Linked DNA regions of Homo sapiens: region 2 is linked to region 1. A link is a loop called in an ENCODE intact Hi-C map of the cell type or tissue named here. Cell type or tissue: Calu3. All regions are shown on one strand.

The links. Peaks named below come from ENCODE experiments on the same cell type or tissue, not always from the same donor. Only the 100,000 strongest peaks of a DNase experiment are listed, where the experiment ranks them.
Region 2: it touches region 1 in a loop (2.7-fold over the local background); 5 of 110 quality-filtered maps call a loop at or near these places.

Annotation. Positions count from the first base shown.
Region 1 is chr7:110,002,317-110,007,316 of GRCh38, forward strand. No RefSeq gene overlaps it. Among named protein-coding and RNA genes, the nearest start is that of LRRN3, 1.1 Mb to the right of the region's middle. In Calu3, no CTCF peak of the experiment used is centred here; no DNase peak of the experiment used is centred here.
Region 2 is chr7:110,439,684-110,444,683 of GRCh38, forward strand. The region is part of intron 3 of LOC105375451 (a long non-coding RNA gene); the gene reads right to left. It overlaps LOC105375450 (a long non-coding RNA gene), which reads left to right. Exons shown (of 3, transcript XR_927862.3): 2 at 3,607-3,769. Among named protein-coding and RNA genes, the nearest start is that of LRRN3, 650 kb to the right of the region's middle. In Calu3, a CTCF peak has its summit at 2,834 (motif pointing left); a DNase peak (open chromatin) is centred at 2,818.

The sequences.
Region 1 (5,000 bases):
AAGCTACAGCCAAATAGGATGCTCAATGACACATTTAGTTACAGAAGCTAGTAATCTCCCAACGAGACAGGAGAAAAGGAGATCACTTTTTAAGTGAGATCTTAATCAGGAAGTTAGCTTTCCCCACAAAAGATTCAGGACAGATTGGAGAATGCACAGTGCAGTTTACAGAGCATAACACTGAGTTCTAATAAGAGAGAAAAGAAGAAACTCCATTTTCTCCTAAATATAGAGACAAGTCATTCTGAATAATAGTAAGTCAATCAGACAGCAAGAATTTTTCTATCAACTGGAAATAAGAAAGGGCTACGTGCCAAAACACAGATAAAATTTCAGGACTCAGAATGAACACTAAGAAACCTTATGAACAAAAATAAAATTTGCATAAAACAAGTATGTGTGTGTGTGTGTGTGTGTGTGTGTGTGTGTGAAAGAGAGAGAGAGAGGGAGAATGCCAGAATATCACTTGGTATATACTTGTTCCCACAGAAATAGAAGAGCAATATGAACCAGGTGAGAATAAAGACTACTTATTTAAAAACATTTCAAGAGTTAATTAGTGTGGAGGCATAGAAGTTTATATATCACTTATCATTAAGAGTTTAGGCCAGGTGTGGTGGCTCACGCCTGTAATCCCAGCACTTTGGGAGAACGAGGCAGGCGGATCACGAGGTCAGAAGATTGACACCATCCTGGCTGACACAGTGAAACCCGGTCTCTACTAAAAATACAAAAAATTAGCTGTACGTGGTGGCCCATGCCTGTAGTCCCAGCTACTTGGGAGGCTGAGGCAGGAGAATCACTTGAACCTGGGAGGTGGAGGTTGCAATTGCAGTTAGCCGAGATTGCCCCACTGCACTCCAGCCTGGGTGACAGAGCAAGACTCTGTCTCAAAGAAAAAAAGAAAGAAAAAAAAAAAGAGTTTATACACACACACACACACACACACACACACACACACACACAATTTGTTTTCTTTTATGAAAATTAGTTTTGTCATTATCAACCTAAATTCCCATCAATGGTAGACTGCATAAAGAACTTGTGGTACTTAAACAGCAAGCAATACTACTCAGCCATGAAAAAGAATGAGATCATGCTCTTTGCAGCAGTATGGCTGGAGTTCAGAGGCCATTATCCTAAGCAAACTAATGCAGTAACAGAAAACCAAATACTACATGTTCTCACTTATAAGTGGGAGCTAAACAGTGAATACCCATGGACACAAAGAAGGGAACAGCAGACACCATGGCCTACCTGAGGATGAAGGGAAGGAGGAGGATGAAGGGAAGGAGGAGGATGAGGATAGAAAAACTACCCATTGGGTACCATGATTATTACCCGGGTGATGAAACAATCTGTACACCAAGCCCCCATGACATGCAATTTGCCTGTATAACAAACCTGCACATGTACACCTGAGTCCAAAATAATAGTTAAAAAAATTTTTTTTAAATGTGTTGCTCTTGACTTACAACCTTCGACTAAAGAAGCCCTTCAATAATTTTTATAGAAAATGTTTCATACTGAATGGACTTTCTCTGACTAATGCAGGTGGGAAAAGTGGGCAAATCTGGATGCAACACTCTTGAGAATCTTCTTTTACTAGAACATAATTATTGGGAGTACTCTACATTATACCATATCCTGTGGAGTAGGAAGACTTAAAAACATGTAGCACCTTATTTCTATAGGTGGCAGTGTGAGGCAGATACACTTAAGAGTGAAGTTTAGATGCATGCTCTTCTTCATTCATCAGTGACCTGGTTTATTTCAGCAAATCTGTTAAGCCTCAAAAAGTTTTGTTAGACTATAACCTGATAAGCAAATGGAATTTAAATTTCTATTGAAGATGATGTTTCTCGATATTGTATGTACTAGAATATGTGATCTGTGAGGCTCTTTCCAGGTCTAAATTTTCATAGTATAAGCACATTATATTTATATGTATGTATGTGTGTGTGTGTGTGTGTATATATATGTGTGTGTGTATATATATGTGTGTGTGTATATATGTGTGTGTGTGTGTGTGTGCGCGCGTGTGTGTGTGTACATAGTAGTTTCAAAATAACCCCCCGAGACAGAAGCTCCAGCAATAATGGCAATTCTCTTAGTGACCTTGAAAGAGGCCACTCTAAGGACTTGTACTGACAATGACAACGCCAAGAATCATCAGCATAACTTTTAAAATCAGTTTTATTTATTGAAGCTAAAATCAATGCCTCAAAAAACACCTTATTTTTTCAAATTCACATGAGGGAATTTAGAAACTATTCCTCCTGCTGAAATTAGTCCATGTAAAAGAAAAAAAAAACCCTAAACTTTCTGGTACAGAATTATTTTCCATAAGATTAGGATTTATATTGATAGAAATCCAAGGAAATTTCTTCCTTCTGTGTTATTCTTGCATCTTAGAGGCCCATTCAGTAAACCATACTTCTTTTAAATTTATCAACCCTACTGTCTGATAGCCTAAAGTTTTCACTTTTTATGTATTTTAATGTATTTATTAGCAGGCATATATTTAGCATCAACTATGGGCAAGGCTGTGTTCTAATGAAAATAATAGCTATATAGACATTTGATACATAGCACTTTCCTAAAGGCACTTAAAACTTGTTTATTATGTTAAATTATATAAAACAAAGTAATAATATATGCAATGTATATATCATCAATGTATTAATGCATACACATATATGATACTACAACCACAAAAATCTGTGTTTTAAGCACCAAATAAATAGAATAATCATGAATGCAACATAGTATGTCAGATTTTTTTCACCATGAAGTTACGTGGTTAGGAAAAGCTTTATTATCAATGTGGGAATTCAATTGTGTTATATTAGTCCGTTCTCACACTGCTATAAAGATCCTACCTGAGACTGGGTAATTTATCAGCAAAGGAGTTTTAATTGACTCACAGTTCTGCTTGATCCCAGAGGCCTCAGGAAACTTACAATTATGGCAGAAGGGGAAGCAGACACGTCTTACACGACAGCAGGACAGAGACAGAATGAGAGCAAGAGCAGGGAAAACTGCCTTATAAAACCATCAGCTCTCATGAGAACTCACTCACTGTCAAGAGAACAGCATGGGGGAAACTGCCTCCATGATCCAGTCACCTCCCACCTCGTTCCTCCCTGGACACGTGGACATTTTTGGGATTATAATTTGAGATGAGATTTGGGTGAGGACACAGAGCCAAACCATATCATGTGTAAAAAGTCAATAAACTTCAAATAAATTTAGAACTTTAGTAGACCTAAAAAATAGCATAATAAATAGGCTAACATATAGTGTGTCTAAGACACTCTGAAGTGACAAGAATAGACCAGACTTGTGGGAAAGGGAAGAACTGAAAGATCCACTTGGTGAGGTAAGTTAAACTCAGATGCTTAAGTTTTTTGTTTCCAGATAAGGAATCTTTGACTGTATTATTTTACAGAAAATTAGAAGTCATGGTAGGCTTTTCCCAAAATAAATTATTTTGAATACAATTTTATGAGGTTTAGTCATAGATGAATTCATATCAGAGTATTAGAGAGAAAGAAACTGGAGATAAAACACTTGCTCAGGGGCTTTTTCAAAGCCTGTGCCTGATGCGATTTAGAGCCTGACCTATATATTATTGGAACAGGAGGGAATGAACACTTTCAAAAGATGGCTTTTTGAAGAACTGGCAGGTCTTGATAAAGGATTTGTTGTGATGGGGCATAAAACATAGAATAATTCAGGTTTAATCCTGGGTAATTGAAAGGTGCTTGTATCATTAATAGAGAAAAGGATATTTGTTTTGAGAAGTAAGGATATCTCCATTATACAAGTTGAATTTGGGGTAATAGTGGATCATCCAAATGGATATGATTATTGAAATATGAAGACATAAAACTTGAGATACATATGGATAACGATGCCTGAACAAACAGGAAGGAAATTTGCTAATGAGAGATCATTTGTGATGATCAAGATTGCAGGCTTCATGGAAGAGTAAAAAACAAAGCAGATTTGGGGCAATAAGAAGAGAGAGGGAGGTATGTAGATCACGTGTATTTAAGAAACTTAACAATAAAGAGAAGAAATAATAAAAAATATGGGTAAGCCAAGATAAGTTTTCTTTTTTTTCCACAAAATTCTCTATATGTAGCCAAGTTGTTATTCATGAGTGAAGACAAAATTCATTCTCATATATGCGATGCCTTAGAATATCTGTCACACAGATACTTTTCTGAATATATCACTTGAAATTTCAGAACAAATAAAGAGTACCTGAAATCCAGGTTTTAAGAATACAGAAGTACCAGGAAAAAAAAACACTCATAAGTACTGAAACTTTTTAAACCTACAGAAATATGTGTAAGAAAATATATATGTGTGTATATATGTATGTGTGTATATATATTAATATATTTTACATATATATATTTGTGGGTATGTTGTATCAATACCTCCAGGGCTTTTAAGAGAGATATGAAAAATTAATAAAAAATTAAATGACATCTATCATGTGAGTATAAGAAGTGATATAAATTTTTAAAAGATACTCATCAGAAATATTCCTGAAATGTAAATGTGGGACTCTTTGGACCTAAGGAGCCATTCAACATGGCTTCCTAGGTTAACCTGCCTGCCCTTAAAGGAAGCTCTTCTAGAAAGAGTTGTCAAGTTCTTGGCAGAAGAGCCAATTCTTTTGAGTGAATGTCATGTTTCACTGAAGTAAAAGAATGAAGACAGAATCAAACAATTTGAGGTGTGGACTACAGTTTACTCTAATTAGACATTCAACTAGAGCCCTAAAAAAATAGTAAGATCTCAGTTAATAACTTTTAAATAGAATTAAAAGACTGGGCCTAAGGTAGTCACACTTTACAGCGTGTTTCCAAATATATCATGAAATTCATTCTTTCTGTTTAATAATTAATTAAAACTTTAAAATTCTCTTTGTAAGGGTTTTATTGGGTGATGTGGCTACCCCACAGGAAATATTTATTCAGAGA
Region 2 (5,000 bases), 440 kb after region 1:
CAATGTGGTTGTTTTTTTGTTTGTAAATTTTCTTAAGTTCCTTATAGATTCCAGATATTAGACCTTTGTCTATAAGATGCATAATTTGCAAATATTTTCCAGCATTCTTTTATTAAACAGTGAAATGTATCTATAAGATATGGCAAAACCACCAAGTAGTAAAACTTGTATGAATTAATCAAGCATTATATAAAAACAAAAAAACCTATTCAAAGATGATCAGGCACCATTACACTAAAACTTAAAATTGGTTCTGTAACCTGATTATACAAATATATTCTTCTAATTAGGGTAGATTGATGAAACCCAGGTATTTAGAATGAGTACTCAGAAAAAAAAATGGTTCAATTAATCAACTCACAACCGCTTCCATAGTTCTTTGTACTGTTGATTCTTCTTTATGTGAAAAATTACTCATGAACAACTCATATAAAAGAAAAGTGGCATCCATAAATATGATAGCAGAATATATATGGCAAAAAATATTCAGCAATTTACTCAAAGGAAAGCTGTTTTATTACTACTTATTTTATAATAATGTTCTTGGTACTGGACAAAAACAAAACAGAAAAGCATGATCATTTTGCTCTTGACAAACACTTATTTTTGTATCTAATATTCACAAAAAAGATGAGTATTTGAAATTATGTATAATTAAATGATAATCCATAATCACTCACCATTAAGTAAAACATATGTTAATTAGAGAGTCTAAACTAATTGCAGGCTGTCAGATACATATGAGTAATACAAATTTCTTATTTTCATAATAGTGTATAATTACGTATTTCACAATAGACTAATGGAATTTCAGGAGCCATCACATTGTATGGTGCCTACTTGTTAAACAACACGATGAATAATTTAGAAAGAACTGTTTCCTCCTTTATGCTATCAAAAATGAATTAAAGCCAAATAAAATTCAGGTCCAGAAACCATAGTCACCTTATATCAGTAATCTAAAGAAAAAAGAAAGATCAGGGTGATTCTTTGTCAGGATGATTTTTATTTTTTAGTAAACGTGTAGTGTTCAAGGACTGAATATTGGTATGAAGCACATCCCTATTGGAGCCTATCCAATAGGGTTTATTGGTTGAAGTACCAAATATACTGACAAAATAATAAATTCATCAATTTTAGTAGTAATTGTCCAAAACACATTGAAAATCAATTATTGGTTTCTTCCTTACACCATATTTTGCTTCTGAACAGAATTAATGCAAATGAGAAGGGCAATAATGTGGAGGAACAAAAATAATATTGTCACACTTCTATCATAGGTATCTTTGGCATGGGCTTTTTTAGCCTTATATCAGATTCCAAAAGACATTACACTCCAAAGGCCATAGACATTCTCAGCTCAGTGGGCCACGAGATGGAACACTGAATGTGACAAGCTCAGTCCACAGAGTCAGTACTCACACAAGCCAGGGTTCTACTGATGACCCAGAAATCCAAGTTACTTTATAAAAACCACAACAGCAACATTGGGTTTTCCATACCCTTGTCATTTTAGTCCTATAATACCATAATAACACAATAAAACTCAGGCAGTACCCACATTATAAATTAAGATCTTACCTTTAGCCATAATAGCAGAAGTTAGAGGCCATCATTCTTTTATCAACATTTATTTAGCACCTACTAAGTTTCAGCACTGGGATGATATACTTTCATTTACTATTTAATCTTATCACATGTTATTTCATTTAGCCTTTAAAGGGGAAAGTCTAAGTTATTTTGCAAGTTAAACATACCAACATTTCTATTTTACAAGGGAAAGTTCAAGTATTTATGTAATTTTTGATTCTTTAATTATTCTAATAATCCCTCCTCATCTCTGGTTTTTATTTTGCCTAGATAAAAATGGTCTATGTTTCACCTAAATTCTCTTAGAGGCAATCATATTTTGTTACTAGTGATACTTGTATTGGTTTTAATTGCTAAGTATTAAAATTATCTTTTTTAAGAATAAAAAGTCAAACATAAAAATAAGAAATCAATCCCTTTGGTCTCGACACATTAGTTCTAATTATTAAGTCTGTGAAAATACATCAGCAGTTCTTTTTTTTTTTTTTTTTTTTTTTTTGAGACGGAGTCTCGCTCTGTCGCCCAGGCCGGACTGCGGACTGCAGTGGCGCAATCTCGGCTCACTGCAAGCTCCGCTTCCCGGGTTCACGCCATTCTCCTGCCTCAGCCTCCCGAGTAGCTGGGACTACAGGCGCCCGCCACCGCGCCCGGCTAATTTTTTGTATTTTTAGTAGAGACGGGGTTTCACCTTGTTAGCCAGGATGGTCTCGATCTCCTGACCTCATGATCCACCCGCCTCGGCCTCCCAAAGTGCTGGGATTACAGGCGTGAGCCACCGCGCCCGGCCAGCAGTTCTTTAATGTAATAACAAATAGAAAATATTTGATATTTTCTGACATGCGAGAGGGAAAGAAAATAGGAAAGTGTGTAATAGGGTATTTTTTTTTTTCAGCCAATCTCAGCATTAGTTAACTTCCTGGAAAGAAAAAGTAGGCAGAAATAGGGGAGCTATTTAATGATAATTAGATGACAAGCTGGGATTCTCAGCTTCTAAAATAAACGAGCCCTTTCTCCAAACCATCTGGGAGCAACCAAATTGTCCTTGGTGTTCCTACTACCACAGAGACTTGTCACTTCAAAACAGAGGGGAAGGGCCTGAAAACACATACATGAAAATAGCTCACTGGACTGAGAAATCGTGCTGCAGCCTTGTTGACAGGTCTGAGAATTACAGTTAGGTCATTAACAAGGACTTCAAACTGCAGGGGAAGGATCAGCTGTCATCGTGGCTCCCCCTGTAGGGCAATGGCACTCATTAGAATGAGGTGATTGCATTTCTACTGGGCCTTGACAGGCTGTCCTCAGATACCAACCTAAGACTCCCTCTCTTGTTCATCATTATCAGCAAAAGTATCTGATAGTTTTCCCTCCTTGAGCAGATGTGTAAACTAACAGGAGAATACGGCCTGTCAAAATGACAATGTGCATTGATTCCTCTTATCTTGATGTCTTTGGGAGGACAGCTTATCTCAAATTTACAAAAGAAGGAACTCCGTATCAGTGTTTCTTCTCAGTAAATGACAAGGGCAGGCCTGGTGTATAACTAATTGCCTGTTTCCAAAGCAACATTTAAAATGTAATACAAAGCATTCACCCACTATAAACTGATGAGAGACTACATTTGCTTTTCAATAAATAAAGGCACATTATTTAGAAGGGATTAAAAATACTGTTGCTATTGCAAAAGTATAAAAATATGCATAATTTAAGTGAAATTACAGCATTATAAAATAACTTTAAGATAAATACTAACCTATAAGTTGGTAAAATTATATATTTACCCAATTAAATATATTTGTGGGCTACAAATAATACTAAGATGTATGTTAGCCATGAGGGAAATTTTTTTCTAGACATATATTGGGATTGCTTTAGGATACAGCTCTTAGAAATTCATAACATTTTATTCCTGTACTCTTTACTTTTTCTCTATTTTTATTTCTGAATGCATAAAGGTTGGGACAGTATCATATTTTGTATCAAATGTTGAAAGCTCCCTATTATTTTATAATGTAGGTATTTAATAAGAGTGATTGACCAATGAACAAGAGAAAAAGACAAAATTCAACTCACTGCCTACCACCACCTTCCAGCCATCCCTCCTATACCTATTCTAGAATATAGTGTGAACCTGAAAATTGGAAGGGGAAAGTCGTACACCTGAAAGAAAAAAATAAAAGTAAGTATTATTTATAACTAAGTCCATATTCCCCAAAATGAGCAGCTAAAAATAATACCCTGAGTTCTTTTTCTTTCTTTCTTTTTTAACTTTTATTTTAAGTTCAAGGGTACATGTGCATGTTTGTTACATAAGTAAACTTGTGTCATGAAGGTTTGTTATACAGATGATCTCGTCACCCAGGTACTAAGCCTAGTACCCATTAGTTTTTTTTATTGATCCTCTCCATCCTCCCACCCTCCATCCTCCAACAGGCCCCAGTGTGTGATTTTCCCTTCTATGTGTCCATGTGTTCCCATCATTTAGCTACCACTTATAAATGAGAACATATAGTATTTGGTTTTCTATGCCTGCATTAGTTTGCTAAGGATAATGGGCTCTAGCTCCATCCATGTCCCTACAAAGCACGTGATCTCGTTCTTTTTTATGGCTGCATAGTAGGATGGACTGGGCTCACTCTTTCAGCCCTCCTGCATCTTTGAATCCAGTTCTTAAGCTTAGAGCCTAGAAGCAAATAGCTAGAGAGGAATCATCTATAATTATCTAGTTGTTATGTCTGGGGTATCACATCCATTCTGATCTTGAAGTTTGGATCCATGTTGAAATCAATCTGAACTGTTTGACTCATAGTAATTACTAAGTATGTAACAATGAGCAATCTACAGTATTTAATTTCCCTGTATCTCAGTTTCCTCACCTGTAATGTGGGGATAATGGTATCTATCTCCAGTGTTGCTAGGAAAATAAAATGAGATATTCCACATAAAGTTCTTAAAACAATGCCTGGTACATGGTTAGTTTTCAATAAATGACAGCTATCTTTACAGCGAACACTATTAAATTAAATAATGACTAATAACTATGGTTCAGGCCAGTTCTTCAAAATGGACACTACACATCAGGTAAACCCCATTAGTAAATTATTTTCTGGGATTAAAAAAGATAACCCACTGCCGTAAGATTTTGCACACGTCTCCAAATATGATCACTCTGACTTCTATGAAGTCAAATAAACTCTGAGATCCTGGCTGAATTCTATTCAGACAAATCAATTCCTCTGTTTAGATGATATGTCCTTGAAATGTGTAGCCTCGAAAACAAAAATATTTAGAAAAATGTGGGCTTTGTTGTGATAATTCTCTTTTACAGAGGAAGGGCTGGAGTACAAGAAACACATAACTTACTCTGATAGAGTTGACGCATGCTTTGAATTTTGAGTGCTTTATCTCTA